Linked DNA regions of Homo sapiens: regions 1, 2, 3, 4, 6 and 7 are each linked to region 5. A link is a contact called in ENCODE Hi-C or POLR2A ChIA-PET data. All regions are on one chromosome and are shown on one strand. Each heading gives the region's core, a stretch centred on a gene start or an enhancer-like site at or near the end of the contact. The rest is flanking DNA. Distances are from core to core; before and after follow the strand shown.

Evidence for each region. Hi-C counts contacts between places; a loop is a spot of excess contacts on that map. ChIA-PET counts read pairs that join two places held with the same protein, here RNA polymerase II (POLR2A). Pooled maps may share reads with other maps.
Region 1: a pooled map shows a loop between it and region 5 (5-fold over the local background). The contact joins the enhancer-like site here to the promoter of GGPS1 in region 5. A Hi-C loop is called at or near these places in 2 of 37 single-sample maps with no recorded cell type and 8 of 50 pooled maps. POLR2A ChIA-PET finds 5 or more read pairs at or near these places in 1 of 52 experiments (endothelial cell of umbilical vein).
Region 2: a loop to region 5 is called in a pooled map, with 4 times the contacts of the local background. The contact joins the enhancer-like site here to the promoter of GGPS1 in region 5. A Hi-C loop is called at or near these places in 3 of 50 pooled maps. POLR2A ChIA-PET finds 5 or more read pairs at or near these places in 2 of 52 experiments (A549 and activated CD4-positive, alpha-beta T cell).
Region 3: a loop to region 5 is called in a map of B cell, with 17 times the contacts of the local background. The contact joins the promoter of LYST here to the promoter of GGPS1 in region 5. A Hi-C loop is called at or near these places in 8 of 168 maps with a recorded cell type or tissue (B cell, CD4-positive, alpha-beta T cell, CD4-positive, alpha-beta memory T cell and 3 more), 18 of 37 single-sample maps with no recorded cell type and 18 of 50 pooled maps. POLR2A ChIA-PET finds 5 or more read pairs at or near these places in 2 of 52 experiments (PC-3 and activated CD4-positive, alpha-beta T cell).
Region 4: a pooled map shows a loop between it and region 5 (4-fold over the local background). The contact joins the enhancer-like site here to the promoter of GGPS1 in region 5. A Hi-C loop is called at or near these places in 1 of 168 maps with a recorded cell type or tissue (chondrocyte) and 5 of 50 pooled maps. POLR2A ChIA-PET finds 5 or more read pairs at or near these places in 2 of 52 experiments (MCF 10A and Panc1).
Region 6: a loop to region 5 is called in a map with no recorded cell type, with 9 times the contacts of the local background. The contact joins the enhancer-like site here to the promoter of GGPS1 in region 5. A Hi-C loop is called at or near these places in 3 of 37 single-sample maps with no recorded cell type and 4 of 50 pooled maps. POLR2A ChIA-PET finds 5 or more read pairs at or near these places in 2 of 52 experiments (activated B cell and activated CD4-positive, alpha-beta T cell).
Region 7: a map of naive thymus-derived CD4-positive, alpha-beta T cell shows a loop between it and region 5 (18-fold over the local background). The contact joins the promoter of LINC01132 here to the promoter of GGPS1 in region 5. A Hi-C loop is called at or near these places in 1 of 168 maps with a recorded cell type or tissue (naive thymus-derived CD4-positive, alpha-beta T cell), 2 of 37 single-sample maps with no recorded cell type and 13 of 50 pooled maps.

Annotation. Positions count from the first base shown.
Region 1 is chr1:234,767,156-234,770,582 of GRCh38, forward strand. The region is part of intron 1 of LOC107985364 (a long non-coding RNA gene); the gene reads left to right. Among named protein-coding and RNA genes, the nearest start is that of LINC02961, 8.8 kb to the left of the region's middle. Within about 2 kb of position 1,721, at least 3 of the 41 ENCODE cell types and tissues checked have a DNase peak (open chromatin) inside an H3K27ac peak, as active enhancers do.
Region 2 is chr1:235,840,697-235,844,015 of GRCh38, forward strand. All of the region lies in intron 1 of LYST (lysosomal trafficking regulator), which reads right to left. Among named protein-coding and RNA genes, the nearest start is that of MIR1537, 11 kb to the right of the region's middle. RefSeq lists an enhancer at 1,406-1,605. Within about 2 kb of position 1,680, at least 4 of the 41 ENCODE cell types and tissues checked have a DNase peak (open chromatin) inside an H3K27ac peak, as active enhancers do.
Region 3 is chr1:235,864,939-235,868,284 of GRCh38, forward strand. It overlaps LYST (lysosomal trafficking regulator), which reads right to left and starts at 1,968. Exons shown (of 53, transcript NM_000081.4): 1 at 1,905-1,968. RefSeq lists enhancers at 1,026-1,075, 1,446-1,545 and silencers at 1,666-2,085, 2,136-2,435.
Region 4 is chr1:235,915,899-235,919,192 of GRCh38, forward strand. The region is part of intron 2 of LINC02768 (long intergenic non-protein coding RNA 2768); the gene reads right to left. The region is part of intron 2 of LOC105373215 (a long non-coding RNA gene); the gene reads left to right. Among named protein-coding and RNA genes, the nearest start is that of LYST, 51 kb to the left of the region's middle. RefSeq lists an enhancer at 2,331-2,830. Within about 2 kb of position 1,678, at least 27 of the 41 ENCODE cell types and tissues checked have a DNase peak (open chromatin) inside an H3K27ac peak, as active enhancers do; they include Panc1, where a contact is called at or near this core.
Region 5 is chr1:235,326,868-235,330,045 of GRCh38, forward strand. It overlaps GGPS1 (geranylgeranyl diphosphate synthase 1), which reads left to right and starts at 1,703. Exons shown (of 4, transcript NM_004837.4): 1 at 1,703-1,911. ARID4B (AT-rich interaction domain 4B) reads right to left here and starts at 1,312. Exons shown (of 24, transcript NM_016374.6): 1 at 902-1,312; 2 at 47-101. The coding sequence starts at 52. RefSeq lists enhancers at 1-182, 201-726, 1,463-1,522, 1,763-1,852, 2,353-2,502 and silencers at 433-522, 533-762, 933-982.
Region 6 is chr1:235,886,963-235,890,392 of GRCh38, forward strand. No RefSeq gene overlaps it. Among named protein-coding and RNA genes, the nearest start is that of LYST, 22 kb to the left of the region's middle. Within about 2 kb of position 1,254, at least 5 of the 41 ENCODE cell types and tissues checked have a DNase peak (open chromatin) inside an H3K27ac peak, as active enhancers do.
Region 7 is chr1:234,722,638-234,726,074 of GRCh38, forward strand. It overlaps LINC01132 (long intergenic non-protein coding RNA 1132), which reads left to right and starts at 1,405. Exons shown (of 3, transcript NR_038856.1): 1 at 1,405-1,445; 2 at 2,586-3,041. RefSeq lists enhancers at 622-1,184, 1,749-2,311, 2,312-2,875.

The DNA of each region.
Region 1 (3,427 bases), core at 471-2,970, 560 kb before region 5:
CCAGCATGGAACTCCCTGCTCTCCAGGAAGAACGCGCTTCCCGTCGTGAGATGCATGAGCACATCTCAGTCTCCAGGGCCAGTTCAGTTCTATGGACACAAGGAAAGGGTGAAATGCTAAGATCCACACCGGAGACACATAGGTGGATTCAGTGCTTTGGGATTCCCAGAGTCTGTGGCCAGTTCTCTTCACCAGTGGAGTCAGAGCCTACCAGGCCAGTAGAGTAGGGAGTGCACCCTACTTTAAGTGCTTTAGGAAAACCTTGCACCCACAAATAGCTCTACCACTAACTAATCTATCACTCTCTCTTAAATTTCACCATTAATAGTGCAATTCTTTTTTACAGGAAGAGGGGAGAGAACTAAAATGTACTCAGTAGTTAGTAAATATCAGGCAGCATTCAAGGTCACCAGCCATCCCAGTGTGCCTGGTCAGAGGGATTTCCTGGGACATTCAGAGCTAAAACTAGGATAGTCTTGAACAAATGGCATAGTTGGTCACCCTACTTCATTTCCTGGTTTAGCTCTCTCATCAACCATATGTGCATTTTACTCATGAGAAATCCTGGCCTTCAGTCATGAGGCCAATGTGGCAGAATTGGAGTCAAGGCTTCCATGGCTCCAGGGTCCAGGTCCTCTCTACCATATCCCAAGGGCCCCCTGACCTCCCTTCAGAGGCAGTAATTCTGAGATAGCTCTGTGCAGCTCTCTCCTCATAAAATATACTCTACAGCACTCAGATCATGAGATATGGAAAAGAATGGATGAAGGCTTGCTGGAAAGGCAGGGACAGATACTTTGCAGGAAAAAAAGGACTTCCAAAATGTGCGTGGCAACTTGGGGTTTCAAAAATCTTTGTTCTAAGGGCCGGAACTTTAGTGCCAACCTGACATTGGGAAGGGGTAAGAACTGATGAAAATAGTCCTAACTGAGAAGCACTTTGAGCTTCTGGGAAAGAGACTGCTGCATTGAAGTGGCCAGCTCTAGGTCACATCACAGGACCTGGGTGGGCATCATTCTTTCTGACGCTTGGCTCCTCTATCCTAGTTATTTGAGATTTCAAAGTAGTCATCTGGTTTATCTCTTCAAGTGTGACCACATAATACACTGTTCAAACAAGGACACTTCTAAGAATGAAAGGGGAACAATTCATAATTAGGCAAGGACAACAGTGGGGAATGGGACTCTGCCCCGGTTAACTGGGATGCCTGATCCCCCGGCCAGCTCTTCTGATCATGAGGAACTGAGTTGTGATCTTATCTTCTAATGCACCAAACAAAGCAGGGAAAGTCCCAGCCGCACGCCATTGCCACTGGGCTCTTCTGCCTCCCTCTGGTTCTGCCCCATGTCCCAGGGTCTAAAGAATACCTTTTCCCCAAAGGTCTAAATACTCCTTTGAGTCATTTGCATCAAATATCAGCATAGAAATGCTTACTTCAACTACTCTTTCTTGATCACCACAGAGTTTTCTGAGCACTCACCTTGAACAGGGCCTCTTCTGGGTGCTACAGACATTTTCAAGGGAGAGAGACCTCGCCCACCCATAGGCAGTGAGCTGGCTGGCTGGTGGGTGAGTCTGTTGGGGGGGGAACCTGCCCCTCCTTATGTTGCCCCTCAGTGACTGACCACAGGCTTTGGAAAAACCTCTTCAGCAGGGTACCGCTTACTCTGATCTACTTAAACGTTGACTCCCACGCCCTGAGGAGGAGCCGAGCGTGCCAGAGCAGCAGAATGCAACTTTGCTAAGATCAAAGTGCGAACCTGCTGAAGCTGTGTGTCTGAAATTACCCAGAAATCGCTTTGTGCTCACTCGTGGAGCAGAAGTGATGGTGAGCAAGTGTGCAGAGACCATGAAGGACTTGGTGCAGGGATGAATATTGTCTGCAGCTGGTTTTCTCCAGTCCCTGCCAGTGCACCCAGTGTCTGTTTCCGCACTACTGGGGCCCTAGGCTCAGCACAGTGCCAAGTACATAATAGGTGCAAAGTAAATATCAGTAAGTCATTGAATGCTCGTCTCCACGGACGATGCTGGGCCTGAAGTAGCCTAAGTTTGAATCCATGCAATGGACCATGGTCGAGGGCTCACGGCTTCATGATGAATCCTGGAATGTTAGCGCTAACAGTGTTCTTACAGGATCAAATCCAGTCCCAGTCAGTTTCAGCTGAGAAACTCAGGTGTGGGCCCAGAGAGTTTAAGATCACTTGTCCAAATGTTGTGAATGCCAGAGGCAACACTGGACTCAGGTGTTCTGGGCAGTAACCTTTGCTCCTCTCTCCCTACCACATGCCCCCCAGGCCAGCTGGCCCTTCTGACCAGCACCATCTGTCTGATGTCTCTTTGCCATTACTCGGAGGCCTAACCTCAGCACTGACAGGCTGCTTGACCTGGAACCTCGCCACTATGTCCTAGCCATGCTCCCTGACACCCCCGCTCTCTAGCAAAACTACTCCCTTCTTCCTCTGCATGCGATTAATTATCTCATACAGCATCTCTTTTCTTTTCCCACTGTATTCCTGTTGGTTCAAGATGTGTCTGCATTCCTTACCATTTTACCGGGAACAGTGTCTTTTTCATCTTTGTCTCTCCAGTGCCTCAATTGCGCCTACCACGCATGTATTATACAAATGCGCAGCTTGCTGTGTGACCATGGCCCAATTGTTCACCGTCTCTGGGCCTTCTCTTGGATTTATAAAATTAACGGGGCACTACTGACTTATCTCACAGAGCGGCTGTGTCCTAATGTATATATTGTTGCATAAATATCTTGGAAATGCAGTGGCCAACGACAGCGCTCAACAATAAATGCTGTGTGCTGAGAGCAAGTGTTAGAGAACTTGAAAGGAGGCTCTTCTCTCTGTGATGAAAGAAACGGAAGGTGGCTCTGCAGATCCCCTCAGATGATGCACGCTGTGGACCCGAGCACCGAGCCTGGGTGGGGAAGGAAGGAACTTAGGAGAGGTGTGAGGGCAAGGGCGTCTTGTGGAGAGAGCTTGACCAAACCCTGACCCTCCTCTTTGTAGAGCCCCCGGGCTCGTCTGCAGGGTCTGTGCAGGCCGCCTGCCCCCTGCGCCAGCAGGCGAGGAGGACAGCCTCCCCTTCTCAGCAGGACCCCTAGCCCTGCAGAGGGAGCTGGGAGCTGGCTGCTTTTAATTAGAGCCGCTTCTTTCCTGTTTTCCTTCGCGGCTGGTTTCCGAGCTTCCCTCACCCTCTGCTGATTCCCCCAAGCAATTTTTTTAAGCATCCAAACCGTCTGGGATAAGAAAGGAGAAAGCTATCATTATGTGTGTGAGCTGTGCGGTGGCTTCCGCTGGCTTCCCAGACGTTTGGAGGTCGTCAAAAGGCTGGCTCTGCTGTCTGGACATGGCCTGAGGAAGCCTGGTGCCAGCTTTCTGCTTCCTATGCCACCAGCTCTGCTTATGTATATATT
Region 2 (3,319 bases), core at 430-2,929, 510 kb after region 5:
TTGAACACATAGGTCATTCTAGTGGCAATGTGGAAGACACATTTTATGGAGAAAACTCTAGCTGCATGAAAACCAATTTGGAGACTGGCGTCATACTCCAAGCAAATGGTAAGGATATTTTTTTCTAAAGCAACAGTAGAATAATATAATTTTATTAAATATCCAAGAATTAAAATGAGCACAATTTTGGTGATTAATTGGATGGAGAAGTGAGTGGTAAGGGAGGGATCAGGACAACTCTCTGAATACTGGCTTGGTTAACTGGATAAATGGTACTGTCACCTGCGAAGAACACACAAGAAGAACTGAGGCACGTGTGCAGAGTCTGCTGTCAGGGCAAAACCACTCCACACCAGGTGAGCTGAGTCCTCTGTCTATTAGGCCAGTGACTAACTTCTTTACAGTGACTACTGAGACTAAATCCACCATGCCTTTCATTCCAATTTCAGCAATGCTCAAAATGTATACCTTCTCAACAACTATCCTTAACTCCATCTCATGGTTTCCAATACCAGACCGAATAAGGAAATAGCAAGTATAGACTCTCCTGAGAAGGCAGGATTAGAAAAGAAAAACAGAAAATAGAGAGGAGCTGGAGAAGGAGGCATAGGTTAAGGAATTTTTTTTTTCAAGTATTTGTATTTTTTAAAGAATTGGAAGAACCGTATTTTTAGGCTATAAGAAATAAGAGGTGGTGCGGCGTGGCCAGCCATCTCCTATCAGCTCTGATTGTGTGTACTTCTTCCCAGCATCACTGGCACCATGTTGGTAGCTTAAAATCATCATGGTGAGAGTATTTCCATCATGGAAATGGGCAAATGCTACACATTAGGGTCTTTTTTGTTTCTTTCTCCAGGAGAGCCACTTTACTAGCATACCACTGCAGCCAGCACAAGGGAAGATACTGAAGACAGGGGCAAGAGAACGAATGAATGAAGGACAAAATTCATGGAGAAAATAAGTGTGGATTGGATCAAGGGTATAGGTGAAGAGGTTAGGCTGGGGCGGGGAAGCAGGAGGGGACACATCATCCTCTGAGGCTGAGGGAAAGGAGGTAAGGAGAATTGCAGATATAGAAAACAGGTGGAAGGCCAGAAACTGAGGGAGCTCAAGAATGACTGGCTCAATTTTTTCATTCAAGTAATAGGCAAAGTTGTCTGCTTAAAGAAGAGAGTCTAGAGATTGGGGGCTAAAGGCTAAGTAATTTAGAATAATTATTGGAAGAATAGTCAAATGGGGGAAAGTAGTGATGACAGACAAAATAATTTACTGGTTGGCTACTAGCTTAGCAGAGGTGGAAAACCATGAATTTCTGGTGGTATGGATTTTTTCAGCTATTTCAGATTCACCAGCAGGATTCAGCTGCTTGGGTCTAATAATAGACAGTGCAGACTGTTATCACTGATCTGGAAATGGGAGTTTTGGTGGGTGGAGGCAGCAGAAGCATAAGTGAAGGGGACCCAAGGGTATGGGTGGAAGAACAGTCCTTATGGCCAAAAATGAGACACAGACTGGGTAGGAAAAAGAAAGAGGCCAGGAAAATAAATGTTGATAGACAAGCAGAAAATCCAGGCAATCAAGGAAGTGTGGATCTCTACCAGACTGAAGAGTACACAATGTGGGAATGAAGATGTTAGAATTTTTAGATTTCTGAAACAAGCGGTCCCAGATGACAACATCCACAGTGTGGCCCTGCAAGCAGATGTCTAAAGTGAAGTGAAAGTTAAGGTCCTTGCAGTTAAGTAACCATGAAGCTAGTATTTTTGGACAACAGATCATTGTAAGTTCTTAAAATGAAAGCCCTATAATGACAGAGATTTTGTCTGTTGTATTCACTGCTAAATCTCTAGCATCTAGAACAGAACACAGCTAACAGCAGGCATTCGATTCTACTCATTTGCCGAATGAATGGCGTGGCCTCTCTCTCAGGATTTTCATTAGGTTAACTTGTCTAATTAAGCCCCTCGTAGTCAAGTTAGGTCAAAGATAGACTCAAGAGTACTGGTTCCCTGGATTATTTCCTTTACCTTCTGGAAATGAAATGGTCACTAAAGTCAGTCAACAGTGGCTCTGCTTTCATTGAATGAGACTTCCTGCAGACATCTGGATAGTTAACTTTGATATCTTAGCTCTGTTCCAGTTCTGTGATTAATTTCCACAACTTATTATCCACCTAAAAGATTACAGAATTAAGCTATCACCCTCAGTCTTGTGGATTTTCATGCATTTATCTTCTTGACACAGAGAACTACTACACCCGCCCCTCACAGCAAGTCATGACCACATATATTCTTCACTTTTAGGGCAGCTCCTCATATAATGGCATTTTTAGATGCCTTGTCATGTCTGTGTTCTAGACAATGCTACCAAGGACATTACATGTACCACTGAAAATAAAATCTCAAGCTCAACAACAGGGCAAGAAATGGTCCCTAGGTGGCTGAGTTTCCTTTTCAATAAATATCAAATAGCCAGTGGCCACAGTGATAAGAAGGGAAAGGGGTCCATTGTGCTACAGTTCCCTTTTTCATAAATTCATTAATTCCAATATTTATTTATTAAGTAAATATTTTAATAGATATTTATTAATATGCTCCAGCTCATTCTATTTTCACTATTTATGAATCTGTTCTGAATAGTGGGATATACATACAGTAGGCATCATGACAGTAGTGAAATAGGACCCAGAAGCCGCAGATCAGGAATCTAGCAATTACTAGCTAGTCACACAGAGCTGTGTGAAGTTTGGCTGCCTCTTCCATAAACTACCCCACAGAGTTGCTATGTGGAGCCTAAGAAATTATATAACCTCAGTAAACATTGTTGACAAATTTTATAGCTCTATGTAAATGCTCAGTACTAGCTGCACACCTTATGACAGACAGTGCCATCTGAAGGAAGAAAAAGATCACTGCAAGCTTTCCTCAGATCAGTGTGAGGAAAATGATGTTCTGTTTCATAACGCTATTTCCAGGGAAGCACTGAAAAAAAAAATAGGAAGTCCCTGTATTTTCTGCTTTTTCCTTGTCTTGTGGCTTCCACAAGAAAAAAAAGAAGTAAAAGGAAAAAACAACAAAAAAGGTTATAATAATGATATTTATTCTTATAGGTTGATTAGAAAGCATACTTTTTCCTCATCAAACAGTAACACCCAAAAGACTTGTTAGTCTTTCACCAAATGCCAAAAAATCCTGGAAAATTCCCTTTTAAAGTAACACTACGTGCTTGCCTAATTTTCTCAATTCAATAGTATTAGAGAAGTTGCCATTGGAAAGACTTTTTTTCAAAAATGTTATGTGCCAAAGAGGAGACTGTGATA
Region 3 (3,346 bases), core at 718-3,217, 540 kb after region 5:
ATAAAAGGTAAGGTTCTTTACTCAAAGAGTGGACTCCCCTTTCCACTGAGAGTAGAAACTCAAGTCCTTAAAAGGGCCTACAAGGCCTTATACAGTCTAATCTCCCACCACACTCACCTCTTTGACTTTATTTCTACTCCTCTTTGCTTTTTCCACCACAGCCAAATCAGCCTCTCTGCTGTCCTCAAACAAGCCCAGCACACAGGGCTTCTGCAAGCCCTTCTGCCTTCCTCTCTGCTAGCACATCCTTCCCTCAGAGAGGTACATGGATTACCCCTCACTTACTTCTGGTCTTGGCTCAAATGATATCTTTTCTAGGAAGCTTTCCCTGGCTGCCTCTAGTTAAAATTGCAAACCTCTCCCGGTTCCCTGCCCTCCCTCTTCCCTGCCCTCCCTCTTCCGTGCTTTTTCTCTGTAGTACTTAACACCATCTGACACAGCACATATTTTATTTGTTTATTATCTGAGGTCCCCACTAGAATATAAGCTCCATGAAGGAGCAGATATTTATGTTTTCTTAGAAAAGTATCTGACACGCAGTAGGTGCTCAATAAATATTTACTAAATACATATATATAATTATATAGTTTGTGAAGTATTTTTATGCAAATTACAGCAATTCATTTTTCCTTATGCCCTCTCTTCTTCAAATTCTCCAATCTTTGTAGTAACAATATGGATGACAGCAAAGAGCTATCAGAAAAAGAGTTGTTGGCCACTTAACAAAGCTCTTTAAAACAGATACCCCATATTAATCAACTACATCTATAAATTGAAAGCTTAAAGTCAACATCTTTATTAGCATAGATGAATCTAGGCGTGGAATTTTAAAATAATAGCGCAGAAGAGCCAAGAATCATCAGGAAGAAAAGTCTAATTCAGTTTGTCCTATCAATCTGTTAAACAAACAATAGGAAAATGCAACCTGCATTTGATCTTCAAGGAAACACTGGCCCAAATTCAACACGAACGCATTCAACACAAGATTCGACTCCCTTAAAATTTTCTATCTGCTTAAAACAAACCCCATTAACTATCAAGTGCCGTCGCTGGGTGTGTATGGTCTGCCGAGCGGATCGGGGATGTTTTGCTATGTTTTGTTTAACCAGATAAGAATTAGCGTTAAGGAAACGTTTCTTAAAGCCTCTGTATCCCCTGGACCATTAAACAACCCCTTCGTTGGGCTTTACACTGTGGTACCGGGGTCTTCTCGGGTAATTTCCCAGCTTATTTAACTCATCAGAAGCGAAGGGGCATCTCAGTCAGGCTCCAGTGATACCGGAGACAGACGGCAGATGTCTCAGGGGATCCCCTGGAAAGAGAGGCTCTCGCCCAGTCAAAGGGTGTCACGGACAGGAGGAAAGAGCGGACCGAGGCGCACGGTGTAGGTGACAGGTGGGCGAGCGCCGCAGGGCAACAGCGCGGGGAGTGACCGGCTGGGTGGTGGCGCGGAAACCGTCAACTCCCATCGTCAACCTGACAGCTTGGGCCCAGCTGGGCTGAGTAGTGCAGCGGCACAGGATCAAAAAATAAAATAAAGGTAGCAACACACCGCCGTCAGCCTGCTCGACCTCGCCCCCCGCGCGCTGCGAAATAAAGTTAGTGCCCAGTGGCCGCTGCAATGGCCCAGAGGGGCCCAGCCGAGCTCCCGCCCGCGGCCCGGCGGCTGTCAAAGGCGGCCCGGCGCCGCGAGAAGTCCCAGAGCCCAGAAGCCAGAGAGGACGCCCCGAGCTGGCGCGTCAGGCCGAGTGCCCTCGCGCCCTCGCGCCCTCAGCCCGGCGGTCCCGGCCCTCAACCCAGGCTGACAGCCACCAGCCCCAAACCGCCTCCCCTCCAGGCCACGCAGAGGGGCCGGGACCCGGAACCTTCTGCCGGCAGCGTCGGCGCCCGGCGGCCGCCTTTACCTGGTTTGTGGCAGCTGCGGCCGCCGCGCACTCCCCCTCTCCCGGAGAACCCCGAGCCGACGCCGCTGCCGCCGCCGCCGCGCACTCCCCACCCCCGCCCGCCCAGGTAACCCAGGAAACCGAGAACACCACCCCCTCCCTCCCCTCGTCCGGACCCAGACCCGCTCGTCTGCGCGTGCGCCCTTGGCTCCGCCTCGCGCGTGTAAGCCCCGCCTCCTCTGGGAGGGCAGCGCCGGCGTCGCAGGCGTGACGCGTGGAACTGCCGAGCCAATAGGGAAGGCAGGGGGGCGGGCCGACCCGCGGGGCTGCAGCCGGGGCCCGGTCTGGGTTTCTCAGCGGTCGGGGGTCGTACCCTGGGTCCGCACCTCCTCCCAGGGCTCTGCGTAGTGGGCTGCGTCAGACCCTGGGGAGTGCGAGCACCGTTTGAGAAGCACCAAACACAAGCGCATCGTCCGCCTCTTCCATTCAACACAGACTGTCAACCTGTCCCATTGTGTAGGTCTAGAGGATGAAGATAGAAGAAATAACGGGAAGGAGTCAGGAGAGGGAGAAAGGGTTACCCACAAGGCACCCCTAGCCTTCCTCTGGGACCTGGAAAAAGCCATATTGTAATGGTTACCGTCGGCTTCTTTCAAGAAACAAAAAGAGCTTTGCAAAGCCACTGCAGAAGTAATTCAGTGCAGTGGTGTATTTTCCAACCGACTCCTGTTCAAACACGGTTTGTATACAGTGCGCACTGTCAGTGTCATATGCCCTAATAGACCAGTCCCTCCAGAGGGTGGGAGCTGTAGGTAAAATCCAGGATGTTTTGGCTGCATCCCCGGCTCTGGGCCCAGCACGCTGCTGGCAGACTGCTGCGGTAGGCAGTTTGGCATTTCAAGGGCCACCCTCCTCACCTCCTAGTCACTGAGACAGCAACGCCAGAGGTACTGGGAAAAAGCCTGAACTGTAATCGTTCGGTAGTTTTCAAGTTCTGCCAAACAATACAAACTATTAATAAGCAGATAATCTACAAATTGACAGGAATTGCTGTAGAATCAACAACTCCCATAATTTTTTGCACAGGAATTATGAAATAGAAATAATTCAGGATATTATGTCCCAAGCCTATATACCAAATGTTACTCCCAATTCCTCAAACTCCCATCTAACCCAATGACAAGCAAAGTGCGTTAAGTTGCCCACTGATGTGGTTTAGAGGGTGCTCTTGGGGAAAATTCCCCACTTTAAAATATGTCTTCTCTGACGTCTGATGTTTAACCATTAGCAGTTCATATCTTTAGGCGAAGATTGCCCACTTCCTCTGGCAGGTAGTCTTTTATTTTTATTTTTTATCTTTTTTTTTTTGAGACAGATTCTCGCTCTGTCGCCCAGGCTGGAGGGCAGTGGCCGGATATCGGCTCACTGAACCCTAACAAGTGCAGGAAATAAATGTCTCAGGG
Region 4 (3,294 bases), core at 428-2,927, 590 kb after region 5:
TGACAGGTTGATGGGTGCAGCAAACCACCATGGCATGTGTATACCTATGTAACAAACCCGCACATTCTGCACATGTACTCCAGAACTTAAAGTATAATAATAGAAGAAGAAGAGGAAGAAGAAGAGGAAGAAGAAGAGAGAAGAAGAAGAAGAAGAGAGAAGAAGAAGAAGAAGAAGAAGAAGAAGAAGAAGAAGAAGAAGAAGAAGAAGAAGAAGACGACGACGACGACGACGACGACGACGACGACGACGACGACGAAGACGACGACGACGACAACAACAGCCATTTGCAATCTGTAAGCCAGGAAGGGGGCCCTCACCAGGAACTGAATCAGCTGACACCTTGATCTTATTACACCTTCAACCTCTGGAATTTTGAGAAATAAGTGTGTGCTGTTGAGGTCACCCAGTCTATGGCATTTTGGTATAGCAGCCCAAGCCTACTAATATGGTAATAATAGTACTTTGTTCTATAGGAGAATGCTGTTATTCTCAAGAGACACATGCTGAAGTACTTAGGGTCGACTCATGATATCTGCAACTTACTTTCAAATGCTTAAACAAATTATACATAGATGATAGGTACCTAAATAGAGATAGAGATACAGCAAGCAAAGAAGCAACTATTAATAATTGGTGAATCTAGGAAAAGGATATTCGGGTGTTTACTAGTCCAACTTTTTTCAGCTATGAAATTTTTATTTTATGTTTTATTTATTTATTTATTTTTTGAGACAGAGTCTCACTCTGTTGCCCAGGCTGGAGTGCATGATCTCGGCTCACTGCAACCTCCGCCTCCTGGGTTCAGGCGATTCTCCTGCCTCAGCCTCCCGAGTAGCTGGGACTACAGGCACACACCACCACGCCCAGCTAATTTTTGTATTTTTAGTAGAGACGGGGTTTCACCATGTTGGCCAGGAAGGTCTCGATCTCTTGACCTCGTGATCTGCCTGCCTCGGCCTCCCAAAGTGCTGGGATTACAGGCATGAGCCACCGCGCCTGGCCAAAATTTTCTAAATAAGAAGTTGGAAAGAGTAAATAGAGTAAAATGATCTGAGAGAAAAAGAATCCAAATAATAACATTTATACTATTTTATAGTTTACAGTGTATTTTCACGTATATTAATGTGATCCTTTCAAATATCCACGGAGGTAGACATATCGTGTGTTTTATCCTTATTTTGTAGTCTTCAAAAACATTTCCTCAGTGCCTAACCATGTGCCAGGCATGGTACATACATCATCTCTTTTACTTTCTACAAGAACTCCAGAAGGCAGATATCGGCTCTCCCATCCACGGAGGCTCTGGTGGGATTCCGAAGCTAGCAATCTGCAGAGCTGGCATCTGAATGCAGCTTTGTCCGACTCTGAGGCCTGAGCTCATCCCTCTGTTGGCATCCTGTTTGTGATTCCTGTTTTACAGATGCAGGAATGGAAACTCAGAGAAGTTAATTAACCTGTGCAGTGTCACACAGCTACTCGGGGCAAAGCCAAAATTCAAGCCAGAACTTCAGTCTCCTATTCCAAAGCTCGGACCTCCTTCCAAAGCGCCTGTAATGAGCACTCTGGAAATAGGTTCAGGATCTAAGCTAGTGGCTCATGTGAGAAGAAGTCTCAGCACACAAGGGCCCTCAGCACAGGAAATTACTCAAGTTATTGGAGTGGAGCCAGGGAAAGGCCCCGAAGCTCAGAGCAGGCCTGACTCGGGAGACAGTTTGTGAAAATAAAAGCAAGCCCACATTGACTCATTCATTTGATGCTCTGATTAAGAAGCATGAGTTGCCACACCATGTGATGGAGAGCTATAAACTCCAGCCCTGGAGACATAATCTGGCACAGATTCCCTTGGATGGGCAAACGGTATTCAGGCAGGACTACCATTTCCGGGAGGGGGAGACCGGGGGAAGCAGGTCAGGACTTGAGGCTCATAACCATGCTGCACTGATTTGTTTAAAAGTAAATATTATTTGGTTTTCATTTAATTTTAAACAAAATTTAAATTTTTAAATGAAAATTAAAATGTTCACTTAATTTGAGTTATTAGATTAAAAGATAGTCTGCTTTACTGAAAGTCTTAGGCTGGAAAACAACAAAGTCGTTTGTGAAAATATTTAAATAAGAAGAGAACAGCAATCATAACAGGAATCTAAGGGGACTGTGAGTCTTGCATTGGCACATCTCAGCGCGGTGGAGACTTCTAAAGAGGGCTCTATGGATAGAGTCCTTCAGGGACCACCACCCGCCCCCATGCCCAACGCTGAGGAGGACACTCCAGCAGGGATCCACCAGGTGGCTGTAAAGCTAAGAAGGTGACCTCCTGGGTGTCCCTCCTGAAACACAGAGCACCGTTTGAACTGCCCGAGCGAGCGGACCAGCTGGCGCACAGATCACAGAGCCCTGCAGTGATCAGCTGCCATCTGGATCTGCCCGGGTGCAAGCAAACGGCACAGCTCTGGAAGCTTCCTCAGGGCTCCAAGAGAGCATCTGCGTGTTGGGAAGCCTCGGATGTGCTGCAAGACCTTTGTTCTGACTGTGGCAAAGCCTATGTATGCTAGGTGTCACATTGAATTCTTTTCTATTAATAATAACTTATCTGAGATTCTGCGCGACTGTCGCTCTAGAATCTGCATTTAGGAATGATCAGCATCAGTGCTGAGTGCCTCGGAGTGGGACATAGATTTAGGCAGAGATGTGGGAAGCAGCCATCAGTGAAGGACGATGCTGTGATTGGTGGCTGGAACCCACAAGTAGACACCAAACTGCTAACAGGGTGGTCCTGGAGGTAGATGTCTAGGCAAGCAGCCAAGATCAGTCATTTAGAGTCCATGCAGGTCTGACTTGAGACAGTGAATTTTGTAGAACTCCATACTCATTCTGAAGTGATTTTGTTATAGGCAGTCAGCTCTACCAGAGGCCTTTGTCCAGACTATCTGAAAGGCACCCAATGCAAGGGCTGCAAACCTCAACAGCAGAGGACTTGTGCTGAAACCCTTCCGAATGCATTCTCTAGACTGGCCAACTAATGTGTCTTCTTTGCTGTCCAGCTCCAATCTCCATCAGGTTGTCTTTTTAAAAAAAAATCCAAGCCTTTGCCCTGCCAAGCACCAGGAAAAGCATGATTTGCACATTTGAGAGCTAACGAAAACAGTCCATCCGAGTGTCCTAGTGAATCTGCAGCCCAGATGGGCTCACGTTTCCCTGTGTACCCCACATGCCCACTGAGCCCCGAAGTGGTTGCCCAGACCCCTTACCCAGACCCCGGGCTGAAAGAACCTTGTGTGGTTTAATCTCAGA
Region 5 (3,178 bases), core at 453-2,952:
CTGAATTCGATAACCCCAGAGATTCGTTTTCCGCAGGCAATCTTACCTTCATGATGACTCTGGGACCAAGGTATCCTCTAAAACACCAGGTTCAGCTGCACCTGGAGGGGAAACAAAAGACACCCAGTCAACACCACAGGAGCCCCTCTGCACTGGCGGAGGCGGAGGGAAAGAAGCGAGCGACGTCCGAACCCCGAAGAAAGAGCCGCAACCAGGCGCCAGCCCCCGAACCATCACACGCCGACTCGGGGCTCCCTCCGGCCCCGCCATCCCCGCAAACCCAACCACCTACACAGCTCGGCAGCTTCCCGTCCCCATTGTCGAGACCCGACGGAGTTTCCCGTCTACGACAATGACGCCATTTCTGTCAGAGAAGAAACTCACAACAAGCCCGGCGTCCGGCGCAGGGCCGGCCGCTCTCCCCTAGGGCCTCGGCGCCCGGCCGAGCGAATCCGCGCCCCCACGCGCCGCGTCCGAGCGAGAGGCCGGCCGGGGGCCACCGAGGGGCCAGGAGGGCCTGTGGGCCGCGGGCAGGACCGGCCCGCCACAGAGCCCCTGCCCACGTCCCGTTCCGGGCTCAGACCCGACAAGTGGGAGCGAGATCAACATCTGGCCCCGCCGCGGGGACAACGTGAGGGCCGAGGGCCCCGGAGGCGGAACGGCCCCCACCCTGCCCGGGCCCCCGACCGCGGCCGCTAAACCGCTGAGTGTGCGGCCGCCCAGCCAGGGGGCGGCTCGGACACAGCGGCTGCGGGGGGTGGGGGTTCCCGGGAGGCCGAGGCCCCGAATTCGGGCGCCGCAGGGACCACCACCGCGATCTTCCTCTGCTCCTTGGCCGGGCCCAGCGACTCCCAAAAGAACCCCCTTAGGAGACCACGAAAGCCCCAGAAAATATCCCTACCTTCCTCGGAGGCGAGATCTGACCCTGGCACGTCCAGAGTCCCCTCTCTCCTTCTCCCCCCCAAAACCAGCAGGCCCGGGGGAGAGATGGGGAAGAAGGGCGGCGGGTCCAGCGGCTGCTGAGGCAGAGGCTCCGGCTCCTCCTCCTCCCGCGGCGGCGACTGGTACCTTTGTTTGGCGGCCGCTCGGGCTCCCTGGTTGGGGGGAGGGGGACGACGAAAAATCCCCCCCGGACTGGAGGTCCGGGCCCCCAATCGCGCTGCCCTCCAGAGGACGGCGGCGATGGACCCTCTGCAGCTCCCTCCGGGCAAAGGTCCAGGCGGTGGCCGTGGCGGCGGCAAGATGAAGCTCAAGAGTCTCCCTCCGCTTCGGCGACCGAGCTCCTCACTCCGGACTCGACTGACGGGCAAACATCGCTTCCCCCCCACCGACTCTAGGTTCCCCCCCTTTCTCCCCTCCCCTAGATTTTTTTTCCCCCCCTCCCCTACCTCTTTCCCGGATGGCCTCTTAGACGACCTTGGATTGGTTAAAGTTCTTTAGAACCCGCCTATACACTGTTCCTATTGGTCCCTGGATACAAACAACGACGCCATTTTCCCACCAGTTCTATGGAAACAGAAAGTTACGCCTCAAGGCTTTCTGGGAAATAAAGTCCATACTCTGGGGCCAACGCGCAAATCCTCGTCCGCGAGAACTGCAAGGCCCGCAATGCCCTGCGCCTGCGTGGACCGGTGCGGGGGCGGGGGGGAGGTGAAAGGGGCGGGGCAACAAAGCAGTAGGGAGGCGGCAACGACGCCTGCGCAGTGTGACCGGGATGGCGCATTTTCTTGCACCAACTAATGCGGTGTCGCTGGCGGCTGAGGAGGGCGGAGAGTTCTGTGGTGAAATAGTGGGAAGGATTCATGTAGGCATCGGGAAGAGCCTAAGTCCACATTATAAAATAGGAAGTTGATGCGGGGTACAGTTACTCCCGGACCGGCGGCGTGAAAGTCGTGATATCATCGTTGAACTGTGAGCGGCAGTGGCGGCGGCTGGGGGGAACCCGGATGGGAAGAAGGGCGGGGGAGGCTGGGAGGCGGGGCAGAGGAAAGAAAGAAAGGAGAGTGAGGACCCGGATGCTGAACCGGATTGTGTATGAATTTTCCATCCCCTAGCTTTAAGCGAGGAGGGAGAGGAAGGGTTGGCCAAGTGGGGCGGAAGGGAGCATCTGAGCGAGGAGGAAGCAGAAACCTCACCGTTTCTTCCCCTCCGGACTCTGTGCTAGCACTGTATACGTTTGCAGTTCTCTGCCCAGCCGCTGTGGAAAATCGGCCTCGAAGTGATTGAAATTCCCTGTTTATATCAGGCGGCTTCTTTCAGATCCATCGTCTTTCTCCCGGAGTATGAATGGAAGGATTCAGTATGCGCTTCACATTTGTATGTCTCTGGCCATTCTCAAACCAGGCCCTTCCCTTTGAAAAGTCTTTTGCATGGGATGTTCACTTCTTAGACGCAAGGTTGTGTGCCCTGGTTTCATCGTCTAACGCGTTAGAAGGCGCTTTCATTTCTTCATGGGTGTTGAGCGCCGACCACTGGGGTGGCCTCTGCCTTCGTAGACCTGCGCCTGGTGAGACGGACAGATGCTGAACAAAACGATGTGAAATTACCGCAGTGGCAGTGCCCCAGAGGAGAGTTCCACGGTGATAGGAGAATGAGGGAATTTGGCTTCTTTAGGGAGGGAAAGGAAGGGTTTCTGAGCAAGTGAGGATCGAGCTGAGAGCTGAAGGGCTAGCAGGAGTTAACTAAGGAAAGAGAAAAGGAAAAGACATTCCAGACAAAAAGACTAACTTGTCAGAAAGCCCTGTGGCGGAAGGGAGCTTTTCCAATATGAAGAACTGAGCCTGGAGAGATGGGATGAGGGGGAGTGTCGAACCTTTTAGGCTTTGTAAAGGAGTTTTGGTTTTCTCCTAATAGCAATGGGATATCTTCCAAGGAATCTCAATCAAAAGGGAGAGATGGCTCCGATTGGAATGTCATCCCTGGCTGAAGAGTAGAGGAAGCGAAAAAAAGAAGAGTTAAAGAGGCAAATGCAGGGAACCCGACGAGGAGGCTATTGCCGTAGTAGTTCACATGGTGAAAAGAATGGAGCGTTTGTATTAATGATTATGGATTCACTCTTTGAACAAATTTCTGGCAGCTTTTTAGTTTTGAAAGTGAGAAGTTTCAGACTCTCACTGAGGTATTCTGTAGTTTTTTCACTCTAAAAGGAAACTAGTAGAGTTCATGTAACACACACTAA
Region 6 (3,430 bases), core at 4-2,503, 560 kb after region 5:
CAGGCAAACATAGTAACTCATTAAATATTATAGCCTACTCACAGGGTGTCTGCCATTCTTATTAGAGAAGAGAGAATGGCATATTAAAAATATGTCAGAAGTTATGGGAAGTTGTGAAGTGGAAGACAGACTTCAAGTTGTGATCCTTCACAAGGCTTCATTCTATGCTTGGCTGTTTGGGAGAGTTCAGAAATCAGCTCAATATGAAAGATATAAGAGCAACTGTCCAGCTGAGGTGGTACATACCACACTAATTTATGGAGAGGACTGAAAAAGTCAATTAAGCTCCTAAAATTCCTTCATCATTGCTAAGAAGCATTGACAAGCTAAGATATAAAGTTGGGAGATGGACTAAATACACAGGATGGCAGAATAAGACTAGACAAGTCTTGAAGGGTTAAAGAGATGAGATCATTCTAACATGGCATTTAGTAGAGGTCAGTGCCATGTCAGGCCCTGCCGTTGAGTCGAAAACATCAATGGTTTGAGTAAAGAATAGGTGGGAGGTATTTTGCAGCACTTGTGGGAAAAGGTGTTCAGGGTTTTAGTTGAAAGCAAGCTCCATATGAGGCCACATTGTGATGGTTGCAGTCCTTCATCCACCTTTTACCTACCTATCAAAAAATAAAGGAAACAGTGGGCTGGATGGTTTCTTCTTAGGGTAAATCCTCTCTTTGGTTGGGGCTGCTGTTGTTGTCCAGGTAAATACCTTTGCAAGCCAACATGCTTCCCATTTAACCCTGGGTTTTACCCATCCCAGCTGTCTCATAGAGGCCTGACTTGCACCTTTCTGTTCCCTGCCCTGCCCAAGCAGTCATTTGATGCCCCGCTTTAGAATAAAGGAAGTGATAAACTCTCTCTAGGCCATGCTGCTTGGACTTTGCCAGGGGTATTTCATTCCGCTTAGAGTACCACTCTTATAAGTATTGTACAGAAATTAACTCATTCAGAGAGTACCTAGGATAAGGAGTCTTAAAACTGAGTCATAGGAGGAACAGTTAAAAAACAGCAGGCTGGCCATGGTGGCTCATGCCAGTAATCTCAGCACTTTGGAAGGCTTAAGCAGGAGAATCACTTGAGGCCTTGAGTTTGAGACCAGCCTGGGCAACATAGCAAGACCTTGTCTCTACCAAAAAAAAAAAAAAAAAAAAAAAAAAAATTAAAGCCCAAAGCTTTCTCTAGAAGACAAAAGACAGGGAGACAAGAAAGCTGTCTTCCGAGGCCTGAGGGCTGTCACAAAGCAGACAGATTCATGTTATCTCTGTGGCCACGAGAGGTAAAGGCAGCACAGGGAGACCTCAGAGCATTTCAGCCCTAGAAGGAAGCCGCACAGAAGTGAGTCTGTAGGTGTTAGAAGGCAGCTGTGCTACACTAACTTTCAGATCCCTCCAACCTACCATCCTTGAGGTTCTTACGAATGTTGAAGTAATCTCGATTCTCGGAACTACCATCCCTCCTCCTCACCACCCCCCACACCCTAGAACCCTTTCTTGCTATAAAAAGGCCATTCCTTAGAAAGTTAAACATAGAATTACCATATGATCCAGTAATTCCACTTCTGGGGATGTACTCAAAAGAATCGAAAGTAGAATCTCAAATAGATACTTGTACAGTAATGTCTAAAGCAGCGTTATTCACAGTAGTCAAAAGGTGGAAGCAACCCCAGTGTCCCTCAGTGGATTAATATAACAAAATGTGAGGTATCCATATCATAGAATATTATCCAACCTTAAAAAGAGAAGAGATTCTGAGACATGCTGCAACATGAATAAACACTGAGGATGTTATGATAAGTAAAACATGCCTGTCACAAAAGGATGAATATTGTATGATTATACTTATATGAGGTACCTGGAGGAGTCAAATTAATAGAGACAGGAAGTAGAATGGTGGTTGCCAGGGGCTGCTGGGAGAAGGGGATGGGGAGTTGTTTAGTGGGTACAAAGTTTCCGTTTGGGAAGAGGAGAAAGTCTGGAGATGGATAGTGGTGAGGTTTGCACAAGAATGTGAATATACTTAATGACACCGAACTGTGCACTTAAAAATGGTTACATTGTGACCAGGTGCGGTGGCTCACACCTGTAATCCCAGCACTTTGGGAGGCCAAGGCAGGTGGATCACCTGAGGTCAGGAGTTTGAGACCAGCCTGACCAACATGGTAAAACCCCGTCTCTATTAAAAATACAAAAATTAGCTGGGCATGGTGGTGTGTGCCTGTAATCCCAGCTACTCGGGAGGCTGAGACAGGAGAATTGCTTTTACCCGGGAGGCAGAGGTTGCAGTGAGCTGAGATTGCACCATTGCACTTCAGCCTGGGCAACAGAGCGAGACTCCATCTCACAAAACAACAACAAAAAAAGGCTGGGCGCGGTGGTTCACGCCTGTAATCCCAACACTTTGGGAGGCCGAGGCGGTTGGATCACCTGAGGTCAGGAGTTCAAGACCAGCCTGGCCAACATCATGAAGCCCTGTCTCTACTAAAAATACAACCATTAGCCAGGCATGGTGGCGGGCACCTGTAATTCCAGTTACTCGGTAGGCTGAGATGGGAGAATCACTTGATCCTAGGAGGCAGAGGTTGCAGTGAGCCAAAACTGCTCCATTGCACTCCAGCCTGAGTGACAGGGCAAAACTCTGGCTCAAAACAGAAAAGCAAACAAACAACAACAACAACAAACAGCAAAAAAAAAAAAAAAAAAAAAAAAAAAAAGATGGGGTGGTTCCCCTCCAGTGGCTCACACCTGTAATCCCAGCACTTTGGAAGGTCGAGGCAGGCAGAATGCTTGAGCCCAGGAGTTTGACACTAGCCTGGGCAACTTGGTGAAACCCTGTCTTTACAAAAAAGTACAAAAATTAGCCTGGTGTGGTAGCCCATGCCTGCAGTTCCAGCTACTTGGGAGGGTGAGGTGGGAGGATCACCTGAGCCTGGGGAGGTCGAAGCTACAGTGAGCCGTGATGGCACACCGCTGCACTCCATCCTGGGCAACAGAGTGAGACCTTGTTTCAAAAAAATAAATAAAAGGCTGGACGTGGTGGCTCAGGCCTGTGATCCCAGCACTTTGGGAGGCCAAGGTGGGAGGATCACCTGAGGTCAGGAGTTCGAGACCAGCCTGGCCAGCATGATGAAACCCCGTCTCTACTAAAAATGCAAAAATTAGCCAGGCATGGTGGTGCATGCCTGTAAGCCCAGCTATGTGGGAGGCTGAGGCAGGAGAATCACTTGAACGCAGGAGGCGGAGGTTGCAGTGAGCCGAGATCGGGACACTGCACTCCAGCCTGGGCGACAGAGTGAGACTCTATCTCAATCAAGTGATAAATAAATAAATAAATAAATAAATAAATAAATAAATAAAAAAGTGAAGTGTGGGAGGGATTGCTCGGTACTCAGCATCAAGGATGAAAGCTGACTGCAGCCATTGTCCCAGTTGAG
Region 7 (3,437 bases), core at 155-2,654, 600 kb before region 5:
GCCTCCCTCTGTGATGTCTCTGCACCCAGGCTCTGTTGCTGCTTCCTCAACCATTATTCTCATTTGGGAAGGGAAAGAGTGGTTTTATAAAACCGGTGTCCACGTGAAGGCAGCCATCCAGTTGGTGGAGAAATTTTCCCCACATAAATTAGATTACTCCAAGTCTAGATGGTTCCTAGCCCCTAGTCCTTCTCGCTGAAGACGGTACAAGGAGGGTGGCAAGGCAGAGGTCTGGAGGGAGAAGAGTAAAAAGCTCCTTGTTTGCGTTAAAACAAACAAACCCCAAGATATGCCAGTTGTTTCAGAAGGTGAATTCCTACTTCAGGTAGTCCTTAAGAGTCACCAGAAATCCAGGAGCGAAACTGCACTGAGATTCCATTAACTGTGAAAAAAAATAACAAAATAAACGGGCCACACAAAAAGAAGAAAACCGGCCTGCCCAACGAGGGCTGCGGAGTGCAGCCAGAGTCCCTTGTACCAGTAGATCATATTGTGTCCATTTAATAATAATAAGAAGGGGCACCCTCCGCGGAGGCTTCACCCAAGGAGTCCTGTCCCACCCGCAGGCTCGGGCGCCCGCCTGCAGACCTCGGACGCCGGCCAGCGTCTTGTCGTGCAAGGCCGTCCACAGCCAGCATGGCCTTAATGAGCCCATTTCAATTGAAATGAGATCAATACTACTCATTTTTCTCTTGCTGGCTCCCGAGTGATTCATGAATCTGAAAACTAGTTCATGAATCAGAGCAGGGTGGGGTGGAGGGGCTGGGGCGGAGGCAGGCAGGGGAACATTTGTGCAGTCGGCAAACCTCGATTCCTTTAATGAACCTAGCCATGAGTTGCATAACGCTGGCCTGCCTGCTAGTTTAAAACAGTCTTTTCGGAAGCAGCTTTCAGCTTGACTTATTCACCTATTTTCCTCCTGGAAAGGGGAAGAATGACACTGGGTACTGATTGTGTGTCTGTCTGTCTCAGGGAATACTTTTTTGCTCTTCGTGTGTGGAACCGTAGGGGCTTCCCTGGACAAGAACGTGTGTCCATGTGTGTGTGCATACATGTATAATGGTCTTTGTGTGCACATCCTCTGTGTGTGTGTGTGTGTGTGTGTGTGTGTGTGTGTGTGTATGAGTGAGCAATGTGTGACCGGCCTCGGGCCCTTTAAACCTGAACAGGAGCCAAGTTCATTTCTCAGCGGAGCTTCATAAGGAAGCACGAGCTGGGGCAGTTGGAAACCACATCCCTGTGAGTGCTGATTACAGCCTACTAAGGAAAATGAGATTTTTATCTCACAGGAATTCAGTTATAAAAATAAAATACAGCGTCTGGCTTGATTCAGCTAAATGTACAAGCACTAGGGTGTTTTTAATTTAACAGAGAAGCTGGACAAGAAGAATGACCTAAAACATTGCATTTAAAGAAAGTCAGAGGCGAGGGGGAGGCTACAGGAAGTGAGTGGGAGTAGAGATGTGTGTGTGAGAGAGAGAGAGAGAGAGAAATGGAGGGAGAGGGAGGGAGGAAGGGAGGAGGGAGGTGGAGAGAGAGAGAAAAAAACCACCCTGCTGGCAAATGAATGCAGCAGGGATGATGTCATTGGAACAGTTGGAGGAGAGAGGAGAAAAACAACTCGGAGCTGTGCTAATCCTGTTTGCTGCCCTGAAGGGAATGGAAGGCGGCCAAGGCAGGGAGTTCTGGGAAACCATATAAGGGTGCCAAACAAGCATTGCCGCCAACATTAGGAACTGACAGCTTTGTTCTTTGTAACTTGGCTGCCCGCCAGAGGCCTCATTTCAGCTCTGCGGCATGATTACCCTGGACGGCCGCCAGCCCCGCGCTGAGAGCTCCTTTTCTTCTCTCCGAGCTTTTTTTTTTTTTCCTCTTTCCCTCTGCCAAACATGCAGCAGTTACCATGGCAGTGGAAAGTAAAGTTTTAAAAAAACACAACAAAGTAGAGAGGCACGCCTTTATCCAGATGTGCCACATGAGCAGATAGAAAAGGCAGTTCACCTATTCATCGGGGCCTTTGACTGCAGAAGAAAACACTGGGGCACTGGCTGTCAAGTTCGGGAGGGAGGTGACTCCAGGATAAACAGAGCAGCGAGCAGCCCTGGCTGCAGACAGAGAGGGGCTGGCTCCCAGGCCCTATTTTCCTTCCCTCTCTCTCTCCCTTCCTGGGGCATTGTGGAGTGCGTAATGTGAAACGGAAAATGTCATGATTTCCACTGGGAACGTGTCCACGGTTTTGAGAAAGCTCCAGAAACTCAGGTCCATAAAGCACTGAGGGGAGGAGGAAGGGAGGGAGGAGAATGGGCGGTCACAGTGCCCTCTGGTCACCAAGGTGAACCCAGCGAGCAGGAGCCAGTACGTGGCTGTGGCCCAAGCCTCTGCCTGCTGCTGGAGCATGGCCAGGCCGTCGTCGTAGGGTTGCAGGCTGTTCGGGGGTCCTGGGTCCCACGGAGCCCTGGGACCTGAGGGACAGGGATGTTCCCTTTTCCCCCTTGGAGGTGTAGCCAGTAGTTTGGCTTTACAGGGGGACTCTGTGAAGAGTCCAGTTCCCTATTTTTAATCAGGTTCATTTTTCACCTGCTTAGAAAGTGGAACATCTCCTGAAAGGTGACAAGTCGTGATCAAAGGCAAGTCTCCAGGCAGAGAGTTGGCAGGTTTCCGAAGCAAAGGTTACTTAGAAGTGGAGGCTCCACTGCCAGCTTCCCCCCGCTGCAAAATCTGACACTCCTCACCCTCAGGGTTCAGCAAGATTCTCGGAAAGGCCTTTTCTGATTCTAGGAGGTGCTGCAGCAGGAGCTGACTCGGCCATTTCCTGGCCTCTTTAGTTGGAAGATGACAGAAAGGCGGAAGCAGGGACTGCTATTGTGAGGCCCATGGCAGCCTTCCTGTAAAACAAATTGGCAAATTGTCACCTTCAGATGGACCACAGCTGGCCCTCTGAACAGCCCTCCTTGGCCTTTCCAGAGTGTACATGATTGTGTCCCATGTCCAGGGAGAGGACAGAGCCACCAGGAGGGTCAAGGTCGTGGAGGGAAACATGGGTGAGTAAGAGATGGACCCCAGAAATCCCTCCTCATGCTCCTCCCTGCTGTTATCACAGGCCTTGGCTGCCTTTCTCAGGAGGCATTCCCAGCTCAGAGTTGGGTATGCACTAAGTTAAAGCAAAGAGGGCCCTACTGGAGTGAGGGCAAGGGGACTTGGTTGACCTCCTTTGGGGATGTTGCGAAGCAGACCCATTCCCGCCCTTGCTGGCTGGAATGCCCAGTCCTTCCCTGCCTCCCCGGGCCCCACACACCCTGGCTGACACCTGTGCTGAGGACATGGCCGAGGAGAGCTGAAAGGAGCAGAGGAGGGGAGAAACGTGTACCAGTTCCCATACAAACAGGACCCACAGGCTTGGGGTCCCCAGAGGTTGGCAGAGCCAGGGGATACTGGGA